Regions from separate parts of the Homo sapiens genome. Here region 2 is linked to region 1. Evidence: read pairs that join two places in POLR2A ChIA-PET (ENCODE). Cell type or tissue: K562. All regions are shown on one strand. Each heading gives the region's core, and the rest is flanking DNA. Links, peaks and the distances in the headings are about the cores only. Region 1 overlaps NUSAP1 (nucleolar and spindle associated protein 1). Region 2 overlaps RTF1 (RTF1 homolog, Paf1/RNA polymerase II complex component).

Region 1 (11,836 bases), core at 1,627-9,626:
TATATGTGAATCAAGTATTTATAGGTGAAATGTTATGATACCTGTAAAATTTGCTGTAAAATACTCAAGGAAAAAGAGAGGGAAACTAGATGAAGTAAGAACAGAAGAATGTTAATAATTACTGAAACTGGAGATAGGTACATGGGGGGATTGCACTATTCTCTCTACTTTTTTAGGTTTGAAATTTTCCATAATAAGATGTTTTAAATTATTAACTTGGTACAACCTAAGAGCTCATTAAGTCAATTGCCTTTTGAAATTTTAGTACATAGCAAAAAAATTAATAAATTGCTCTGAGAAATTATCAAGATTTGATTAAAATGAAACACTACAATTTAAATAAATTTTACTAGCATAAATATACTAGTATAATTATGCTAATAAAATTTATAATTTATACTAGTATATACTATATATATTATTACTAGTATAAATATATAATATATATACTAGTATATATAAATATACTAGGATACTAAATATACTAAATACACTAAAATAAACTAAATATATAAATATACTATATATACTAAATATACTATATTAATATACTATATGTACTAGATAAATATACTATAAATATACTATATAAATATACTAAATTTACATATTTAGTATTTAGTGTGTATTAGTATATATATTTAGTATAGATATACTATATACTAAATATACTATATATACTAATATGTATACTAAATATATTTAATATACTAAATATATTATACTATAAATAAATATAAATACTATACTTAATATACTATATACTAAATATACTATATATAAATATATTAAATATATAAATATACTAAATATAAATATACTAAATATAGTATGTATGTTTAGTATAAATATACTAAATATACTATATTTATACCGGTATAATATACTAAATATGCTATATTTATACCGGTATAAATATACTAATATACTATATTATACTGGTATAAATATACTAAATATACTATATTATACCAGTATAAATATAAATATACTAAATATACTATATTTTTATGTATACTAGTATATTTGTACTAGTAAAATTTATTTAAATTGTAATGTTTTATTTTAATCAAATCTTGATAATTTTACTAGTATGATATTATTAAAAATAAATTTATGGCCGGGCATGGTGGCTTGCACCTGTAATCCCAGCATTTGGGAGGCCAAGGCAGGTGTCTCACCTGAGGTCAGGAGTTTGAGACCAGACTGGCCAGCATGGCAAAACCCCATCTATACTAAAAATACAAAATTTAGCCAGGCGTGGCAGGGGGCACCTGTAATCCCAGCTACTCGGGAGGCTGAGGCAGGAGAGGAGAATTGCTTGAACCCAGGGAGGCAGACGCTGCAGTGAGCCAAGATCACACCATTGCACTCCAGCCTGGGCAACAAGAGCGAAACTCCGTCTAAAAATAATAATAATAATAATAATAATAATAAATATATAGGAGATAATATTCCCTCTTTTGAGAGACTTCTCTTAATGGTATAGCAATTTGAAGGAGCCAGTTATTAATGTTAGTGGGGCGACTGGTCCTGTTGTCACTCATGCCCTCACTTCCTTTCTTGCGAGCTTAAATTACAAACACTGGCACTATTTCCACTTCCTTGCACCTCCCTATACTCACCTGGCAAAACCCAAGCCTGATTAAACCCAGCTATGTGCTTAATCTTTGCCTATACCTCTGCAGCTAACTCTAGTTGGAGAAAACACCTAACTTTGTTGAGCGAACTTATTTTAAATATGCAACGCTAAACCTTAATATGGGCATTTGATCCTCCTCCTTTTGGTTTTTTTTTTTTTTTTTTTTTGAGATAAGGTCTCGCTCTGTTGCCTAGGCTGCAGTGGCACAATCAGGCCTCACTGCAGCCTCAACCTCTCAGGTTCAAGACATCCTCCCACCTCAGCCTCCTAAGTAGCTGGGATTACAGGCACGTGCCACCACACCTGGCCCATTTTCTTCTTAGTCATGAACTTTCCTACTTTTGAGGATAATTACTTTTTATCATCTTGACTCAACTTGGTTCCCTTCCCTCCCTTGATGACTTTACCTCATAGGTCATGGGAAAATAGATGCAATCAACAGAAAACTGCCTTATCGTTCAACCACCAAATCCCCCCCTTTTTTTCCTTTCCTTTTCTTTTTTTTTTTTTTTTTTTTTTTTTGAGACAGGGTCTTGCTCTGTCAGCCAGCCTGGAGTTCTCTGGAGTGCAGTGGCACAATCAGGACTCACTGCAGCCTCAACCTCCCGGGCTCAAGCAATCCTCCCACCGCAGCCCCCTGAGTAGCTAGGACTACAGGCATGACCACCCTGCCTGGCCAGTGTTTTTTTGAATTTTAGTAGAGATGAGGTCTGACTATGTTGCCCTGTCTGGTCTCCAACTCCTGAGATTCAGCGATCCTCGCGCCTTGGCCTCCCAAAGTGCTGGGATTACAGGCGTGAGACCCTAGGCTTGGCCCCACCACCAAACCTTTTAGCCACCCTGCATCTACATCCACATACTCTGCTTCTTTGCCTGTCTAAGGGCAACCTTTCCATTTATGCTGAAGATCCTGGGCCCTCTTGCTTCCCCTAGGACTACATTCCTACAATTAGAGCCTCTCTCCTCATTAATTTCTCCACTCTGCTAGCTTATTTGCCATAAGGCATGCAATCATGTTTTACTATCACCCATCTTTTAAAAAAATAAAAAAGCCAAAATCCTCTCCTGATCCCATGTCCTCATTCCATCTACTGCCCTATTTCTCTGTTCTTTTCTACTGAAATTGCTTTATTAAGGTCGCCATCTTACAAAGCTTGTGTTCCCTCTCTCCCCTCACCTGTGCCTATCAGTAGCATTTGGCATGATTGAACATTCCCCTCTGCTCCAGGCACTTTCTGTTCTAGGCTTTGATATTTCACGCTGTCCTGCCTTACTAGCACTTCTTTCTAGTCTCCTTGGTTGGTTCTTCATCTGCCAGATCTCTAAATGTGGAGTGCCCCCAGGGCTCTCTTCCTGGTTGTCTTTTCTCTAACTATGCTCTATCCCTCGGTGATCTTATCCACCCCATTTTTTTTTCTTTTCTTTTTTCTTTTTTTTTTTTTTTTTTTGAGTCACAGTCTTGCTCTGTCACCCAGGCTAGAGTGCAGTGGCGCAATCTCGGCTCACTGCAACCTCCACTTCCCAGGTTCAAGCGATTCTCCTGCCTCAGCCACCCGAGTTCCTGGGATTATAGGTGCCTGCCACCATGCCCAGCTAATTTTTTTGTATTTTTAGTAGAGACAGGACTTCACCATGTTGGCCTGGCTGGTTTCAAACTCCTGACCTCAAGTGATCCACCTGCCTTGGCGTCCCAAAGTGCTGGGTTTACAGGCATGAGCCACTGCGTCCGGCCCATTCCCATAAGTTAAAATTTACCCAAAAGCTAATGCCTCCCAAACCCACATCTCCAGTAGGACCTCTCTCTCCCCTGGGATGCTGACTCGTGTATTTAAGTGCATTTTCAACAACACGGTCAGGTCCAAGCATTGACAGTCTCTTCCCCATCTCAGTACATTGTTCAGGCCCAGTTTGGATCACCCTGGATTCCTCTCTTCTTCACCCACAGCCATCCATTCTTGTCAGCACCTCCTCCTAAATAGACCTGAAATCTGACCTCTGGGCACCATCTCCAGCGCTGCAAACCTGTGCCACAGCACTCTCATCTCCTGACCACTGCCTCAGTCTCCCTATTGGGCTTCCTGCCTCAACTCTTACCTCACAATAGTGTTCTCTTGGTAGTTGGAGTGATATTTGAAACTTAGGGAAAAGAAAAAAAAGAGAGAGAGACCAGGCGCCAGGCGCAGTGGCTCATACCTGTAATCCCAGCACTTTGAGAGGCCGTGGTGGGTGGATCACTTGAGGCCAGGAGTTCAAGGCCGGCCTGGCCAGCATGGCAAAACCCCGTCTCTACTAAAAAAAAAAAAAATACAAAAATTAGCCAGGCGTGGTGGCATGTGCCTATAATCCCAACTACTCGGGAGGATGAGGCACGAAAATCCCTTCAACCTGAGAGGTGGAGGCTGCAGTGAGCCAAGATCACGGCACTGCACTCCACCCTGGGCGACAGAGCGAGACTCTGTCTCCAAAAAAAAAAATAAACTTAGAACGTGTCTTTCTGCTCAGTGCCCTCCAATGACTTCCCTCACATCTAAAATAAAATCTAAACTCTTTCCAGTGTAATGAGAGAAACTTAGTTTGACCCTGATTTGGAGGGAAATTTTTTTAAAAAGAAAATAGCTAAAATTGGAGAGAAGGAAATTTCATTATGGGCCACATATTAGGTGATATTAGGAAATTATTGCTTTTCCTGAGTACACTAATGCATTAGAGGATCATGTGGGGAAATCTCTTATTTTTAGGAGATGTGGCTGATATATTTAGTGGTAAAGAATCATGATGTCTGGAACTTATTTTCAAATTCTTTCACAAGAATTATATATTAATATAGAGAAACCAAATATGAGACAATGCAAATGACTATTGAATCTTGGTGGGAAATATGAGTGTTTATTACATTACTTCGACTTTTCTTTTTTTTTTTTTTTTGAGACGGAGTTTCGCTGTTGTTGCCCAGGCTAGAATGCAACGGCATGATCTCAGCTCACTGCAACCTCCACCTCCTGGATTCAAGCAATTCTCTTGCCTCAGCCTCCCAAGTAGCTGGGATTACAGGCATGTGCCACCATGCCCAGCTAATTTTGTATTTTTAGTAGAGACAGGGTTTCTCCATATTGTTCAGGCTGGTCTGGAACTCCTGAACTCAGGTGATCTGACTGCCTCAGGCCTCCCAAAGTGCTGGGATTACAGGCGTGAGCCACCACACCCAGCCTACTTTGACTTTTCTATAGGCCTGACTTTTTTTCTAATAACAATTTAGGGGAAGAAATTAATTTTTTTTCTATTTTTTTATTTTTTTTGAGACAGACTTTCGCTCTTGTCACCCAGGCTGGAGTGCAGTGGTGCGATTCCGGCTCACTGCAACCTCCACCTCCCAGGTTCAAGTGATTCTCCCGCCTCAGCCTCCTGAGTAGCTCAGACTACAGGTGCCCACCACCACGCCCAGCTATTTTTTGCAGACATGGGGTTTCACCCTGTTGGCCAGGCTGGTCTTGAACTCCTAACTTTGGGTGATCTTCCTGCCTCGGCCTCCCAAAGTGCTAGGATTACAGGCATTAGTCACTGTACCTGGCTGAAATTCATAATTTTTGCTGTGGCCTTTACCTCTCTACTTGACCCAGCCTCTGGTCACATCTCTGATCTCCCTGCCCTCCATATACCTCAGTGTTCACCATACTTCTACCATAAGGGCAGTTTCTGTCTTTCAACTCATGAGTCCACCTCAGGGCTCCTGTTCTTGGCGCTCGCTCTGCTCGGAGTGCTCTTCACCTGCTGCCTCTTTCCTCATTCACATCTCGGGAGGCCTTTCCCAGCCATCCTAATTCAGGTAGCATCCCCACCCCACCCCAGTTGCCCAGTTTTATTTTTGCATCATAATACCTGACGTCATATCATTCATTTCTAGCTTTCTTGGGTAACTGTTTCACCTCTGCTAGAAGATCCTGGAGGGCAATCACCTTGTCTGTTTAATTAATCACTCTCTAGTGTCTGGAACAGTGCCCAGCACAATAAATGCTTGTTGAAGGAATGCATGAATATATGCTGATAACTAACATCTGCACCTTCAGCACAACTCTTGAACACCACCTCATATCATTCAACCTCCTCACTGGGTTCTGCCACAGGTGCCTCACTTCATGCATTTTTGTATGTTTGGTGAGATTTTGAAGGTATATTAAGAGAGTATTAGAAAAATCAAGAATGCCTGAATTCTGCCCTGCCAATCATCCCCTTCCCAGAGAAAACCTCAAGGGTGGTTCAAGGAACAAGTAGAAAATAAGGTACCACTTTATTACTAGCTGAAATAGTGCCTGATATCTTGATGCAGAGCATTCTGGTAAAGTGGATTGGAGACTGTGGCTTAGGCTTGCACCACAAGCAAAAGCTTGAGCACAAACCAAATTTCAGGATCTCTGCTATTCTCTACTGGACACATGGCCCATGATAAAAGGCATGAGAAGAATAGAGCCAAGCCTGGTGGCTGGGCCCACCTTGAGAAGGATGGCTGTGGCCCTCAACTGCATGGCTGGGTGGAAGAGGAAGAAAAAAAGAACCCAACCAAAAAACTTGACTTTTGTTTTTTAAACGGAGTCTTGCTCTATCGCCCAGACTAGAGTGCAGTGGCATCATCTCCTCGGCTCACTGCAACCTTCGCCTCCTGGGTTCAAGCAATTCTTCTGCCTCAGCCTCCCAAGTAGCTGGGACTACAGGCACACACCACCATGCCCGGCTAATTTTTGTTTTTTTATTAGAGACGGGGTTTCACCATGTTGGCCAGGCTGGTCTAAAACCCCTGACCTCGTGATCCACCTGCCTCGGCCTCCCAAAGTGCTGGAATTACAGGCATGAGCCACCCCGCTCAACCAAACTTGACTTTTAAAGCACAGGAAAATGTAACCAATCAAATTAACATTGTTCTTTCAGGAAAGAACAAGAAGGGAGGTTTTCCTAGGCTGGGAAGAGAAGCTCAGTGTTCCCTTCCCCCGGCAGAGACCTACAACCATCCCCCTAAGACCCCGTCACCTTTTGCATTCCTCATCTTAGGGACCGTACCACACTTCACCAGCTGTCCAAGCCAGAAACGTTGGCATAACAAAGTTTCCCTCTTCCTCAACTCTCATGTTCACACTGATTTCACTTCCTAAGAAGGTTTTGACTTCATCCATACTGCCTTAGCCCCGCTCCAGTTCAGGCCACAGCATTTCTGGCTCATCCCCATCAAATGCATCTTGCACATTGTGCAGGTAGACTACTCATTCTGAGTAATGCAAAATTGGTCACCCACTGCCTTGCTGCAAACTCTTCAGAGACTGCCCTTTTCTCTGAGAGTAAAGTTCATACTCTTTAAAGGCTTACAAGGCCTGGTAACATCACGGCCCTGCTCACTTTCCCAACATTGTCTCTTACTATCTCCTACAAACAGGTCCATGTTCCAGCCACACTGAACTTAAGTTCTTCAAACTCCACCCTCATTGTTGCCTTGCTGTGCCATTCCTCTACCTCTTTCTCTACCTTCTCTTCATCCTTCAGATCTCAGCAATTAGAGACATCACATCTTTATCTGAGAACTGCCCTGTGCAGATACTTGCTGAAGTCTAACCTAGCAGTCCCAACTTTGATGGCCATGCCTACCTATGTTCTCATGACAGCCTGAGCCTCCTAGCGTGGGCATTTACCCCACTGTATTGCAATTGCCTCTTTCCTTGTCTAACTTTCCCACTCAGATGTGAAATTCCTTAGAGCAGAGACCCATTCTTTCTAAGTAATGGTTCTAGTCCTATGGTCTGACCAGAGTACATTTAATGAATACAAGAACAGCAAAAAATATTCAACGTATCTTCCTTGTTTATTTGACTTTTGGCTCTAATAATAAGGTCTCTCTTGCAGGCAACCAAGTTGTTAAAAGCCTTGAAAGGCTACATTAAACATGAGGCAAGAAAAGGAAATGAGAATCAGGTGAGTAATGTTTTTCATGTTTACCTGTTAGCTAGCAAAATAATCATATTTGGTTAATGGGCAATTAACACACAACTAGTGATGATTTAAGACATGCTGTTGGCCAGGTGTTGTGGCTCACGCCTATACTCCTAGCACTTTGGTAGGCAGTGGCAGGCGGATCACTTGAGTCCAGGAGTTCGAGACCAGCCTGGCCAACATGGTGAAACCCCGTCTCTACTAAAAATACAAAAATTAGCCAGATGTGGTGGCGGGAGCCTGTAATCCCAGCTACTCAGGAGGCTGAGACAGGGAGAATTGCTTGAACCCGGGAGGTGGAGGTTGCAGTGAGCCAGGATCGCGCCACTGTACTCCAGCCTGGGTGACAGAGCAAGACTCCGTTCAAAAAACAAAAAAAAAGATATGCTGTTTATTAAAAAAGAGATCATTATTGGTAATAGTGCCAAGGACTGAATCCTTTCAGATTAACTATCTGCTGTTGTGAATGGTGAAACTGTTTTGCGCCAAGTAATCTGTTGAATAACATGTTTTTACACAGATACAAAGGCTGAGTACTAGTTGCCAAGTACTACGAGAGATGGCATGATTTAAGTAGAGAGGGAACTGGATTTGAAATCAGAAACACCTTGGTCAAGTACCAGCTCTCATTTATTTCTCTGCAACATTAGAAAACTCAAACTCCTCTTCTTTAAAATGGAAATAATATCTGTTCTGCTGAACTGAGTGTTGTGAGCATCACATGAAGTAGGGATTGTGAAAGTGACTTGTAAGCTATAAAACACTGCTGATGGCTGATGGGAGTTGTCATGGCCGCTTCAGACCCACAGCAAAGATTTTTGATAAGGCATGACTCCTAAACGGATGAATGAGTGCCCCATTAGAGCCAAGATTCTTTTATTCTTTTTGTTGTTGTAGTTGTTGAGACAGAATCTTGCTGTCATCCAGGCTGGAGTGCAGTGGTGTGTTCTCAGCTCACTGCAACCTCCATCTCCTGGGGTCAAGCAATTCTCCTGCCTCAGCCTCCTGAGTAGCTGGGATTACAGGCATGCACCACCACACCCAGCTAATTTTGTATTTTTAGTAGACACAGGGTTTCTCCATGTTGGTCAGGCTGGTCTCAAACTCCCGACCTCGGGTGATCCCACCACCTCGGCCTCCCAAAGTGCTGGGATTACAGGGGTGAGCCACCATGCCCGGCCCATTTTCTTGTATTTTTAGTAGAGATGGGGTTTCACCATGTTGGCCAGGCTGGTCTCAAACTCCTGACCTCAGTTGATCTACCTGCCTCAGCCTCCCAAAGTGCTGGGATTACAGGTGTGAGCCACCGCACCTGGCGTCAAATTTATTTTTGATTCCAGGCTTTAATTAACTGAAAATAGACAAGAACTATTTTTGAATTCTAGCTTTAAAAGTTTCTATATCAATTTCTTTTTTATGGTTAAGGGTACATGATTGTAGTGCCATTTGAAATTAAAATTATAGGCCAGGCGCAGTGGCTCACACCTGTAATCCCAGCACTTTGGTAAGCCGAGGTGGGTGGATCACTTGAGGTCAGGAGTTTGAGACCAGCCTGGCCAACATGGTGAAACCCCATCTCTACTAAAATACAAAAATTAGCTGGGCATGGTGGTGTACACCTGCAGTCCCAGTTACTCAGGAGGCTGAGGCAGGAGAATCACTTGAATCCGTGAGGCAGATGTAGTGAGCAGAGATCAAACCATTGCACTCCACCCTGGGAGACAGAATGAGACTCCATCTCAAAAAAAAAAAAAAAAAAAGAAACAACAACTAAAAATTGTCTCTTTATATTCCAGCAACATGTGTAACTCAAAGGTACTGCTTCTAGGTTGGTGCAAATGTAATTGTGGTTTTTGCCATTACTTTAAAAAATGACAAAAACCAGGCCAGGCGCGGTGGCTCACACCTGTAATCCCAGCACTTTGGGAGGCTGAGGCGGGTGGATTATGAGGTCAAGAGATCAAGACCATCCTGGCTAACACGGTGAAACCCTGTCTCTACTAAAAATACAAAAAACTAACCAGGCGTGGTGGTGGGCGCCTGTTGTCCCAGCTACTAGGGAAGCTGAGGCAGGAGAATGGAGTGAACCCAGGAGGCGGAGCTTGCAGTGAGCCGAGATCATGCCACTGCACTCCAGCCTGGGCGACAAAGCGAGACTCCGTCTCAAAAAAAAATGACAAAAACCAGGCTGGGCACAGTGGCTCACGTCTGTAATACCAGCACTTCGGAAGGCCAAGGCGGGTGGATCACCTGAGGTCAGGAGTTCAAGACCAGCCTGGCTAACATGGCAAAACACCGTCTCTACTAAAAATACAAAAATTAGCCGAGCATGGATGCACACAGCTGTACTCCCAGCTACTCAAGAGGATGAGGCAGGAGAATTATTTGAACCTGGGATTCAGATGTCGCAGTGAGCCAAGATTACGCCGCTGCATTCCAGCCTAGGCAACAGAATGAGACTCCGTCTCCGAAAAAAAGAAAAAAAAACCACCGCACTTATTTTTGCACCAACCTAATACATGGAAACAATTTCTCTTACTTTTTTTTGAGACAGGGTCTCACTCTAACCCAGGCTGGAGTGCAGTGGTACAATCAGGGCTCACTGCAGCCTGGACCCCCCAGGCTCAAGTGATCCTCTTGCCTCACTCCCCTGAGTAGCTGGGACTACAGCCTTGTATCACCATTCCTGGCTATTTTTTGTATTTTTAGTAGAGACGGGGTTTCACAATATTGCCCGGGCTGGTCTCAAACTCCTGGGCTCAAGTAGTTTGCCTACCTCTGCCTCCCAAAGTGCTGGGATTACAGACGCTCTGCCAGTTTCTCCTCTTTTACTTTCTTCTCCGTGACTATCAGGGAGTTGGAAAGTGGGATCCACATTTTTCTATTCTCATGTAAAAACCCCTGCTCCTTTTTTAGCTCATCTTGAAAAGGCCAAAGATAAAGGGAAAAAAAATCTCTTCTCCTTTGAAATTTATGATCACCTATTTTTTTCTTTCTTTTTTTTTTTTCTGAGTTTCACTCTTGCTGCCCAGGCTGGAGTGCAATGACACGATCTCGGCTCACCGCAACCTCCACCTCCTGAGTTAAAGCGATTCTCCTGCCTCAGCCTCCTGAGTAGCTGGGATTACAGGCATGCGCCACCACACCCGGATAATTGTGTATTTTTAGTAGAGACGGGGTTTCACATGTTTGTCAGGCTGGTCTCAAACTCCCAACCTCAGGTGATCCTCCCACCTCGGCCTCCCAAAGTGCTGGGATTCCAGGGGTGAGCCACCGCATATGCTTACCTATTTTAATCTCCCATCTGCTGAGCTCCTAGTTACTCTCTAGTGTTCTCTGTCTCATTGTCATCATTTCCTCATGTCTTCATCTTATTTTGGACAAGTTCAAAGGTCCATCTGGATGTCTCTTCTTACTACTGTGGCCTCCTTGTCCCTTAATGCTAGTGATCTTTGTTTTTGCTCTTTATCAACCGTCTACTTCTCTGGGCATATCCTAGACCTTACAACACTTGGAACTATTCCACTTCTGTAATATTTTACCTCTGGTTAAGGCCTTTTATTCTTTTTTTTTTTGAGATGGAGTCTTGCCCTGAGTAACTGGGATTACAGATGCACACCACCATGCCCAGCTAATTTTTGTGTTTTTAGTAGAGTGGAGGTTTTACCATGTTGGCCAGACTGGTCTTGAACTCCTGACCTCAAGTGATGTGCCCACCTTGGCCTCCCAAAGTCCTGGGATTATAGGCGTGAGCCACCACACCCAGCCAGTCCTTCTATTCTTTAAGCTTTATTCTTTCATTCCCAACAGATATATTTTATATTTTTTTATATATTTTTTCTTAATTATTTATTTTTGAGATGGGGTCTCACTCTATCACCCAGGCTGGAGTGCAGTGGCATAATCATGGCTTGCTTTTGGCTTGACCTCAAGCAGTCCTCCCACTTCAGCCTCATAAGTAGCTGGAACTGCAGGCACACTCACTACACCTTGTTACTTTTTAAGAAATTTTTTTTGTAGAGACTGGGGTCTCATTATGTTGCCTAGGCTGGGGAACTTTTTAAAAATACGGATGGCTGGGTGCGGTGGCTCAGGCCTGTAATCCCAGCACTTTGGGAGGCCGAGGTGGGTGGATCACGAGGTCAAGAGATCAAAACCATCCTGGCCAAAATGGTGAAACCCCATCTTTACTAAAAATACAAAAATTAGCCGGGTGTGGTGGCA
Region 2 (11,836 bases), core at 1,343-9,342, 98 kb after region 1:
AGAGATTACTTACCAGAAGTCTTTTTTGCCTTTTTGAGACAGAGTCTCACTCTGTTGCCCAGGCTGGAGTGCACTGGCATGATCTTTGCTCACCGCAACCCCCACCTCCCAGACTCAAGTGATTCTCCCACCTCAGCCTCCTGAGCAGCTAGGACTACAGGCGTGCGCCACCATGCCCAGCTGATTTTTGTATTTTTAGCAAAGATCAGGTTTCACCATGTTGGCCAGGCACACCTCAAGTGATATACCTGCCTCAGCCTCCCAAAGTAGTGGTATTACAAACGTGAGCCACTGCACCCAGCCCAGAAGTCTTTAAAGCTTATAAATTTACATTAAAGTAATATGGGAAAAAAGGTAATGGTAAAGACCATAAACGTATTACTATATAACCCAGCAATCCCAGTCCTAGGTATTTACTCAAAGTGAAGTAAAAACTAATGTTTACATAGAAGACTATACATGAACATACAATTACCCCCAAATGGTAACAACTCAGATGTTTTATTGTTGTTGTTTGCTACCACACTTTTTTTTTTTTTTTTTTTTTGATGGAGTTTTGCTCTTTTTGCCCAGGCTGGAGTGCAATGGTGCTATTTCAGTTCACTGCAACCTCTGCCTCCCAGGTTCAAGCAATTCTTCTGCCTCAGCCTCCCGAGTAGCTAGGATTACAGGCATGCACCACCACGCACAGCTAATTTTTTATTTTTAGTAGAGATGCGGTTTCTCCATGTTGGTCAGGCTGGTCTCGAACTCCCAACCTCAGGTGATCCGCCACCTTGGCCTCCCCAAAGTGCTGGAATTACAGGCGTGAGCCACCACGCCTGGCCTTTTTTTTTTTTTTTTTTAAGTAAAGATGAGGTCATGCTATGTTGCCAAGCTGGTCTCAAACTTTTGGGCTCAAGCGGTCCTCCCACCTTGGCTTCCCAAAGTGCTGGGATTATAGGCGTGAACCACTGCACCTAGCACAAATGTTTTTCAGCTGGTAAATGGTTCAACAAACTGATACATTCATACAGTGGAATACTACTTAGCAAAAATAGAGACAAACTATAGTAATGATACATGCTGTAATGTGAATGAATCTCAAATGCACTGTGCTGAATGAAAGAAGCCAAACTCAAAAGGCTAAGATACTATATGATTCCATCTATATGATGTTCTATAGGGACAGAAAACAGGTCTCTGGTTGCCAGGGAATGGGAGAAGGGATGTATAAAGATGAGAGAATTGAGGGATGATGGAACTGTAGAGTGTAGATGATGGGATATGGAGTGGAACCTCCTTAGCAGGAAGGCAGTACTAATGTCTTTTTTTTTTTTTTTCTTTTTGAGATGGAGTCTTGCACTGTCACCCGGGCTGGAGTGCAGTGATGCGATCTCTGCTCACTGCAACCTCTGCCTGCCAGGTTGAAGCAGTTCTCCTGCCTCAGCCTCCCGAGTAGCTGGGATTACAGGCGCACATCACCATGCCCGGCTAATTTTTTGTATTTTTAGTAGAGACGGAGTTTCACTATGTTGGCCAGGATGGTCTCGAACTCCTGACCTCGTGATCTGCCCGCCTTGGCCTCCCAAAGTTCTGGGATTACAGGCGTGAGCCACCGCGCCTGGCCAGCAGTACTAATGTCTTACTTTAGTTACAGTAACTCTTTTTTTTTTTTTTTTGAGATGGAGTCTCGCTCTGTCGCCCATGCTGGAGTGCAGTGGCGTGATCTCAGCTCACTGCAACCTCTGCCTCCTGGGTTCAAGCGATTCTCCTGCCTGTAGCCTCCTGCCTACAGTAACTTTTAGCAGATGTCTGCTGTGTTTTGATTAATAGCAAATCCAAATCTTTGTTATAATCAATTGGTATCAAAACAGGAGTACTAGTGTATTTGTGAACCTGAAGGAGTCAGAGATGAGATTAGATCTTCTCTGTATCAGAGAAGATAAAGATCTTGACTGTGGTCGTGGTTTAAAGTATTTGTCAAACTCATAGAACTATATGTGTTAGTATATTAGAAAAGTATATTAGAAAGGATAAAATATATATAAATTATACCTCAAGTTTGGGTTTTTTGTTTTGTTTTTTTTTTTATAGAGACTGGGTCTCTACAAGCAAGCCTCCTACCTTGGCCTCCCAAAGTGTTGGGATTACAGGTGTAGACCACCGTGCCCAGTTTACCTCAGGTTTTAAAACGACTGTAAACACACAAGTGTTGATATAATTTGCATTTGGTCCATAGAGTTAACATTTTGGTATGAAAAAGCAGAGTATGATTTCAGTCTTTCAGGAAGTTGGTATGTTAACTCTGTCTAGTGAAATGACAAGAGTTAACATTTTATGAGTGTTTATCAACAAGAGAGTCAGTTGTTTAATCTGAGAAGGTCATTTCTCATTTTAGCCAAGGAGGGAGGATATACTCCTAAAATAGAGACTGGAAGAATAAAACAGATACTTTGTAGCAGTCTATTATTTTACAGTCTGTCTTGGCACTTGATCCATAATTGTATAGCACCATCATCGTTAAGGAATATTACTACTAGTGTTTATTAGCTGTATCTTCTCTCTTTTGGCAGAAGGGAAAAATGTTTCAGACTAGTAAGCCATGACTCAGTTAGGAGCCAGGATTCTGTCTGCCGAGGTTTGAATCCTGGCTCTATCATGTACCAGCTGTGTTACTAGGTAAGTTACACAGCTTGGGTAAGTTACTTAAACTCCTTAGTTTCTTGGCCTGGTGTGGTGGTTCACACCTGTAATCCCAGCACTTTGGGAGGCCAAGGCGAGTGAATCACCTGAGGTCAGTAGTTCAAGACCAGCCTGGGCAGCATGACAAAACCCCATTTCTACTAAAAGTACAAAAATTAGCCAGGCATGGCTGGGTGCAGTGGCTCACGCCTGTAATCCTAGCACTCTGGGAGGCCAAAGCAGGCGGATCACGAGGTCAGGAGATTGAGACCATCCTGGCTAACACAGTGAAATCCCGTCTCTACTAAAAAAAAAAAAAAAAAAAAAAATTAGCTGGGCTTGGCTGGCACCGGTAGTCCCAGCTACTCAGGAGGCTGAGGCAGGAGAATGGTGTGAACCCGGGAGGCCGATCTTGCAGTGAGCCAAGATTGTGCCACTGCACTCTAGCCTGGGTGACAGAGCGAGACTCCGTCTCAAAAAAAAAAAAAAAAAAATTGCCAGGCGTGGTGGTGGGTGCCTGTAGTCCCAGCCACTTGGGAGGTTGAGGCAGTAGAATGGTATGAACCCGGGAGGCGGAGCTTGCAGTAAGCCGAGATCACACCACTGCACTCCAGCCTGGGCGACAGAGCAAGACTCTGTCTCAAAAAAAAAAAAAAAAAAAAATTAGCCAGGCATGGTGGCATTCTCCTGTAGTCCCATCTACTTGGGAGGCTGAGGCACGGCCATTGCTTGAATCTGGGAGGTGGAGGTTGCAGTCAGCCGAGATCGTGCCACTGCACTCTAGACTGGGCAACAGAGTGAGTCTCTGTCTCAAAAACAATAAGAGACCAGGCATGGTGGCTCACGCCTGTAATCCCAGCACTTTGGGAGGTCGAGTTGGGCGGATTACAAGGTCAGGAGATCGAGACCATCCTGGCCAACTTGGTGAAACCCCGTCTCTACTAAAATACAAAAAATTACCCAGGTGTGGTGGCACACCCCTGTAGTCCCAGCTACTCGGGAGGTTGACTCAGGAGAATCGCTTGAACCCGGGAGGCGGAGGTTGCAGTAAGCCGAGATCTCGCCACTGCACTCCAGCCTGGGCGACAGAGCAAGACTCCATCTTGAAACAAACAAACAATAAAAACCAAGAACAACAAAAAAATCTCTTTTCTTTCATTATCTTTAAATGGTAATGATATCAGTTGTTGTGAAGATTAAATATCAGATGTTTAGAAAAGTACCTTGCATTGGGCCGGGTGTGGGGGCTCACATCTGTAATCCCAGCACTTTGGGATGCCAAGGCGGGCGGATCACGAGGTCAGGAGATCGAGAGCATCCTGGCTAATGTGGTCAAACCCCCTCTCTACTAAAAATACAAAAAAAAAAAATTAGCCGGGCGTGGTGGTGGGCGCCTGACAGCTACTCGGGAGGCTGAGGCAGGAGAATGGTGTGAACCCGGGAGGCAGAGCTTGTAGTAAGCCGAGGTCGCACCACTGTACTCCAGCCTGGGTGACACAGCGAGACTCTGTCTCAAAAAAAAAGAAAAAAGAAAAGTATCTGGCATCTAGTGAGTACAGTATAATTGTGGACTGGTATTGGTATTAGCAGAAAGCAGAGCAAGTAACCTTTTGTTGCGTTTTTGAGTGACTGGACTGAGTTGAGGAGACTTCAAGTGAGAAGGGAACCATGTGACAGAGCAAATCTTGGTTGTAGTCATGGCTTACTTACTGGTACTTCCTTCTTACTGTCATTTCGCTTAAATGACCAGGACAAGGCAGAGGTGGTGAATTGGGAGAATAGGGCTTGTGAAATTAGGATTCTGGTGTAGTGGCCAGCACACTTACTGCTTGTTGTCACAGACTGGATTAAACACTGGACACTTTTTTTCTGGTTTAAGTATTCAAAATATAAAATGACCTCAGAAATTACAGTTTGTAAGCTTATTCAAAACTGCCCCACAAATGCCAATTTTACCATTAAAATACTAAACCGGATAAAACAGTGACTAGGTTACCTTTGTAAACATGTTTCTTACCAGTCCCAGAGAATCAGTGCTTCTGTTGTTTAGGGTAGAATCAGGAACAGTTTGGGGATAGCCTCCAGTTTGGTTCCATTTCCTGTCCAACTTCAGACATATATTATCCATTGAAAAGGTGGGGCAGATTTTCTAAACATTTCTTCAGCATCTTGGAATCCTAGCAGTCAGTCTGTTCATGCTGATAGAAGTCCCTGTGACAATGTCCTTTAGTTGAAAACACAAAAATATAAAAAAGATCTAGAGAGGGTGGGCATTTTATTATTCTTGGATATTCTTTCTCTGTTGAACAAAACTGATGTGCCTATTTTTGTCCCATTAGGAGCTCTTGTCCCTGGCAAAGCGAAAGCGCAGTGACTCTGAGGAGAAGGAGCCGCCTGTGAGTCAGCCTGCAGCCTCGTCAGACTCGGAGACGTCTGACAGTGACGATGAGGTGGGTGTGGAGGGCCTCGGCTTCTGGGACCATTAGATAGTTGAGGCTCCTCGCTTTGGTGGCTCCTGTTGGCCTCATTTCCTTAAATGGAGACTTACAGCCTAAGATCTACAAGAATTTATTGGGGAAAGAAAATGGTGTAAGGAAGGCCGGGCGCTGTGGCTCTCTCCTGTAATCCCAGCACTTTGGGAGGCTGAGGTGGGTGGATCACCTGAGGTCAGGAGTTCGAGACCAGCCTGGCCAACATGGTGAAACCCTGTCTCTACTAAAAATACAAAAATTAGCCAGGCGTGGTGGTGCACGCCTGTAATCCCAGCTACTAAGGAGGCTGAGGCAGGAGAATTGCTTGAACTCAGGAGGCAGAGGTTGCAGTGAGCCGGGATCGCCCCACTGCACTGCAGCCTGGGTGACAAAGCAAGACTCTGTCTCAAAAAAAAAAAGAAAATGGTGTAATGAAAGCTATTGAATGTCATGTTCATTGTACTGCTAGTTACCTAGTGGGTCCCTCTGCAGGACATGCGTAGTCATTCTGTAGCTTTTTTTTTTTTTTTCAGCCTTATTGCAGAAGTGGTACAGTCAGTAATCCTATTTTTTCTTTTATTTTCTTTTTTTTTTTTTCAAGACAGAGTCTCACTCTGTCACCAGGCTGGAGTGCAGTGGTGTGATCTTGGCTCACTGCAACTTCCGCCTTCCAGGTTCACGCCATTCTCCTGCCTCAGCCTACTGACTAGCTGGGACTACAGGCACCCGCCACCAGGCCTGGCTAATTTTTTTTTTTATTTTTAGTAGAGACGGGGTTTCACTGTGTTAGCCAGGGTGGTCTCAATCTCCTGACCTCGTGATCCACCCACCTTGGCCTCCCAAAGTGCTGGGATTACAGGTGTGAGCCACTGCGCCCGGACTCTCTTTTTTCTTTTTGAGTCATCTTTTTAATCTCACTTTCAAGTTAGAAAATAAATTCTATCAAGGATGCTGTAGTTTAATGGGAAATACTTTAGTGAGAAAAGAAACTTTGGGAAGATTGATTCAACATCCCTCCGAGTGATGGTGTTAACTTCAAAGGAGGAAAATCCAACTGTTCATTGTCTAGACCAAGGTCACTTTCCCAAATTACCTACCAACAATGGCAGGCCCTAAAAGATCCAAAACCTTAATGGAAGACAGGGATGAGGGGAAAGATATTTGAAACACTTCTACATGTTTCTCATTTGATTTATTTATTTTATTTTATTTTTTTGAGATGGAGTCTCACTCTTATCGCCCAGGCCAGAGTGCAACGGCACGATCTCGGCTCACTGCAACCTCTGCCTCTCGGGTTCAAGCGATTCTCCTGCCTCAGCCTCCCAAGTAGCTGGAACTACAAGCACGCACCACAGTGCCCGGCTGATTTTTGTATTTTTAGTGGAGACAGGGTTTTGCCACGTTCGCCAGGCTGGTCTCAAACTTCCGACCTCAGATGATCCACCTGCCTTGGCCTCCCAAACTGCTGAGATTACAGGCATGAGCCATTGCACCCAGCCTTTCATTTGATTTAAAGTATTTTCTTCCCCTTAGTAATTACTTGCAGAGAAGCCGGATATCACCTTTCAGTGTAATTTCTTACCCTACAGCCTAGGAAAATATTTGTTAACAGTAAAGTAAAAAATGTTTATTTAATATAATGAAATTTAATTAGCAGCTGAATAGTATTTACCGGTGCCCTGCATGTGCATATTGGAGTGATTGCCTTCTGATCAACTGTAGTGATAATTTCTTTCTTTTTTTTTTTTTTTTTCTTGAGACTGCGTCTCACTCTGTCACCCAGGCTACAGTGCAGCGGCGCAATCTCGGCTCACTGCAACCTCTGCCTTCCGGGTTTAAGAGATTCTCCTGCCTCAGCCTCCTGAGTAGCTGGGACTACAGGTGCGTGCCACCACACCTGGCTAATTTTTTATTTTTAGTAGAGATGGGGTTTCACCATGTTGGCCAGGCTGGTCTCAAACTCCTAACCTCAGGTGACCCGCCCCCTTGGCCTCCCAAAGTGCTGGGATTATAGGCGTGAGCCACCGCGCCTGGCCTCTTTTTTTTTTTTTTTTTTGAGACAGAGTCTCGCTCTGTTGCCAGGCTGGAGTGCAGTGGTGCGATCTCAGCTCACTGCAACCTCTGCCTCCTGGGTTCAAGCAATTTTCCTGTCTCAACCTCCCAAGTAGCTGGGACTGCAGGCGCATGTCACCACACCCAGCTAATTTTTTGTATTTTTGGTAGAGTCGGGGTTTCACCACGTTAGCCAAGATGGTCTCATTCTCCTGACCTCGTGATCTGCCCGCCTCGGCTTCCCAAAGTGCTGGGATTAGAGGCGTGAGCCCTGTGCCTGGCCAAAAGTTTATTCTTTTGTTTATTTTTAATGGATAAACTATAATTTCTCTCAAATTAACAAAAAATCAGTGGGGGGTCTATGAAATAATTTGCTTTTTCATTTTGTTTTCTGTTTTCTTTCTTTAAATGCCTAGACAATACAGAAAAACCTTGAAATAATTTTCTCTCCCACTAGTCCCCTCTTTTTTTTTTTTTTTTTTTTTGAGACGGAGTCTCACTCTGTCACCCAGGCTGGAGTGCAGTGGCGTGATCTCGGCTTACTGCAAGCTCCGCCTCCTGGGCTCACTCCATTCTTCTGCCTCAACCTCCCAAATAGCTGGGACTACAGGCGCCTGCCACCACTCCTGGCTAATTTTTTGTATTTTTAGTAGAGACGGGGTTTCACCATGTTAGCCAGGATGGTCTCTATCTCCTGACCTTGTGATCCGCCCGCCTCGGCCTCCCAAAGTGCTGGGATTACAGGCGTGAGCCACCATGTCTGGCCTCTCTCCCACTATTCTTATAGCTACTTTTATTTTTCATGTTTCAGAAGTCAGCTGCTGTGGTCCACCCTTGCCACTCAGTATTGTATTAAGTTTGAATATGTGTTATGCCTGGAATACCCTGTAATGTGTTTGTGGTCTCTGGTATTCCTTAAGATACAAGCAGTAAGTCTGCTTGGAACACATTCATTCTCCATATGTCTGTTGTTAAAAGTTAGGTCAGAGTCCTAACTTTTGCAGTTAGTACTGAGATTCCCTTCCTCCTTTTTTAGCCAAAGCATTAGAGGAGCCCACAACTTGTGTTAGAGGAGATCCACATCCATAAAATTCTTCATGGTTTAGGGTTCCCTTTGTTACTTGCAGCTGCTTAATGAAGTAAAAAACTGCTCATCTTAGAACACTACCCAATGATTTGTGCACGTATTGGAGAAAAAGCTGACAGCAAGCTCCACCCTGCCCAGCAAGAAATGAGCGTTTGAGTGACTTTTCCCCTACAGGATTCTTAGCTCCTGCTGCTGCCTTCAGATTCTAGTACTCCAGGCCCTCAGGCTTATTGTAACTCTACTCCAGTCCCTCTCTCACGAGAGCAGCAGCGTCTGTATCATGGTCATTCTGAAAGATGCCTGTTTTTCTGTTTCCATCATGTCTCTTTGGCCCAAGATACTAGCTTAGCACGAGCACCTCTGAGTTAGAGCAAATAGTTCATTATTTTGGACAGTTCAGAAAATAACTATTAAAATCTTTATTAAAAAATTCTTCCAGCCACTGTGTAACTCAATGTTATTACTGTGAGCTCAAACTTATTGCTGCTGTGGACATTTTAGATTGGGTAGGGGACTTCTGAGAGATTCTTAGGTTATAAAGTTTGAGACAGTGGCTCTTTTTTTCCCCTTTCATAATGATTTTTTTTTTTTTTTGAGATGGAGTCTCTCTCTGTTGCCCAGGCTGGAGTGCAGTGGCGTGATCTTGGCTCGCTGTAAGCTCTGCCTCCCGGGTTCACGCCATTCTTCTGCCTCAGCCTCCCGAGCAGCTGGGACTACAGGCGCTCACCACCACGCCTGGCTAATTTTTTGTATTTTTAATAGAGACGGGGTTTTACAGTGCTAGCCAGGATGATCTTGATATCCTGACCTCATGATCCGCCGGCCTCATCCTCCCAAAGTGCTGGGATCACAGGTGTGAGCCACCATCATAATGATTATTAATACGTCTTTCGTGGGTGAAAAAACACATACTGAAGTAGTTTGCTATGTCTTCTCGTTTCTTCAACTTTTGTGTCTTTAACGCCTGCAGATTAACCTTTTAGAAATTTGGTTGTTAAAGTGGCAATTCTCGGGCCAGGCATGGTGGCTCACACCTGTAATCCCAGCACTTTGGGAGGCCAAGGCAGGTAGATCACTTGAGGTCAGGAGTTCGAGACCAGACTGGCCAAAATGGCGAAACCCTGTCTCTACTAAAAATGCAAAAATTAGCCAGGCGTAGTAGTGGGCACCTGTAGTCCTAGCTACTCGGGAGGCTAAGGTATGAAAATCGCTTGAGCCCAGAAGGCAGAGGTTGCAGTGGGCCGAGAACGCTCCACTATATTCCAGGCTGGGCCCCAGAGTGAGACTGCATCTCAATAAAAATAAATAAATTAAATAAAGTGGCAATTTTCCATCAGAGGAAGCCCTCCTTGTACCAGAAGCTGCCCTGCAGTTTTTTCAAACTTATATATGTCTCTCATACCGTTTCTTTTCATTAGTGAGCCATTAATATAGGTAGAAAGAAATACGTTTGTCCCCTCAGATTTGCTAGGACAGAAAATTGGTCAAGAACAACTGAGCTAAAAAGTTAATCGGTAATTTGTTTATAAAATCAGAGACATGCACTGATTTTAGAGCAAAAAGATATTTAGCTAATTGATGAGGGAGAGGGAAATGGAGAGAAGCTCTGAAAGTTTTCTATCCTGAAAAAAATGGGTACACTGGACATTCAGTATAATGTCATATTAGTGAGGAAATAAGTAGATGTTTCACATATAATGTAGCTTGGTGGGGGGAAACACCAACATTTAATGACAGAGTATATACTTGTCCTATTATTTTTAGTGATTGAATTATTCTCGATATCTGGAGGCACATGTAAAACTAAGAAGCAAGGCTGTTTGTAAGATTTACATTGGCCAAGGTCAAGGTCAGAATGCTGTGGTGTGGCACTTTGATGCTGTCACTTCCTCTCCTTGAAAGCATTTGATCAGAGAAGCATCATCAAAGGTTCAAACAAGAGTGATTGGAAGGGAAGATAACAAGGTGAAAAGGAGGGGAGCTAGCAGCCATTCAATCATGAGTTGGGGTTAAAAAAAAAAACGGCCAGCAGGGTGTGGTGGCTCACACCTATAGTCCAGCAATTTGGGAGGCCAAGGTGGGAGGATTGCTTAAGCTGGGAAGTTCGGGACCAGCCTGGGCAATATGGCAAAACCCCATCTCTACTAAAAATACAAAAATTATTGTAGCTAGAGGTGCAATAATAGAAAAATTGGGCCGGGTGCAGTGGCTCACGCCTGTAATCTCAGCACTTTGGGAGGCCGAGACAGGCAGATTACAAGGTCTGGAGCTCGAGACCATCCTGGCTAACATGGTGAAACCCTGTCTCTACTAAAAATACAAAAAAATTAGCCGGGCGTGGTGGCGGGCGCCTGTAGTCCCAGCTACTCTGGAGGCTGAGGCAGGAGAATGGCGTGAACCCGGGGGGCAGAGCTTGCAGTGAGCCGAGATTGCACCACTGCACTCCAGCCTGGGCGACAGAGCGAGACTCCATCTCAAAAAAAAACAAAGAAAAAGAAAAATTAAAAAAAAATTTTTTTTAATACAAAAATTAGTCAGGTGTGGTGGTGTGCATCTGTTACCCCAGCTACTCAGGAGGCTGAGGTGGGAGGATCACCTAACCTCAGGAGGTCAAGGGTGCAGTGAGCTGTAATCATGCCACTGCACTCCAACCTGGGCAACAGATTGAGACTCTGTCTCAAAGGAAAAAAGAAAAATACTTGCTAGATTTTTTTTTTTTTGAGCCAGAGTCTTGCTCTGTCATCCAGGCTGGAGTGCAGTGGTGCAATCTCAGCTCACTGCAACCTCCGCCTCCTGGGCTCAAGAGATTCTCCTGCCTCAGCCTCTCGAGTAGCTGGGATTACAGGCGCCTGCCACCACGCCCGGCTAACTTTTTGTACTTTTAATAGAGATGGGGTTTCACCGTGTTACCCAGGCTGGTGTTGAACTCCTGAGCTCAGGTGATCCGCCTGCCTCGGGCTCCCAAAGTGCTAGGATTACAGGCGTGACCATCGCGGCCGGCCCGTTAGATATTATATGTAGTAGTTTTTCTGTTGATTTAAAGCCATGATTACGAATAACAGTTCTTGTACTGTGAAAAAATGTCTTCCAAAATATCCAGCTGTGTGGTACTGCTTTATACAGCTTCCTTTTTCCTCTGTTATATTGGTAAGAAGTGACCATTGTGCTCTTTTCTTGGTAATGTCTTCTATAACACTTCCAACTTACTGCATATTTTCTGTCGTGGGGTCAGGAAGCCAGGGAATGCCATAGAGTTTAGGCTGGAATACTGCGCTTTAGTACTTGAACTTAGTGACAGCTGTTTAGATTGCTCATGAGCTTTATTTTTATTTTATTTTATTTATTTATTTATTTTTTTGAGACGGAGTCTCGGTCTGTCGCCCAGGCTGGAGTGCAGTGGCACGATCTTGGCTCACTCCAAGCTCCACCTCCCGGATTCACGCCGTTCTCCTGCCTCAGCCTCCCTAGTAGCTGGGACTACAGGCGCCCACCACCAATGCCCAGCTAATTTTTTTTTGTATTTTTAGTAGAGACGGGGTTTCTCTGTGTTAGCCAGGATGGT

Evidence for each region. ChIA-PET counts read pairs that join two places held together with the same protein. Peaks named below come from ENCODE experiments on the same cell type or tissue, not always from the same donor. Only the 100,000 strongest peaks of a DNase experiment are listed, where the experiment ranks them.
Region 2: POLR2A ChIA-PET joins it to region 1 with 7 read pairs; 7 of 35 experiments call an interaction of 5 or more read pairs at or near these places.

The regions. Positions count from the first base shown.
Region 1 is chr15:41,334,861-41,346,696 of GRCh38, forward strand. It overlaps NUSAP1 (nucleolar and spindle associated protein 1), which reads left to right. Exons shown (of 11, transcript NM_016359.5): 2 at 7,526-7,594. Among named protein-coding and RNA genes, the nearest start is that of NUSAP1, 7.9 kb to the left of the region's middle. RefSeq lists enhancers at 1,879-2,500, 2,501-3,122. In K562, for the core only: no CTCF peak of the experiment used is centred there; no DNase peak of the experiment used is centred there.
Region 2 is chr15:41,433,318-41,445,153 of GRCh38, forward strand. It overlaps RTF1 (RTF1 homolog, Paf1/RNA polymerase II complex component), which reads left to right. Exons shown (of 18, transcript NM_015138.5): 2 at 5,004-5,114. Among named protein-coding and RNA genes, the nearest start is that of RTF1, 22 kb to the left of the region's middle. In K562, for the core only: a CTCF peak has its summit at 5,619 (motif pointing left); DNase peaks (open chromatin) are centred at 5,094 and 5,615.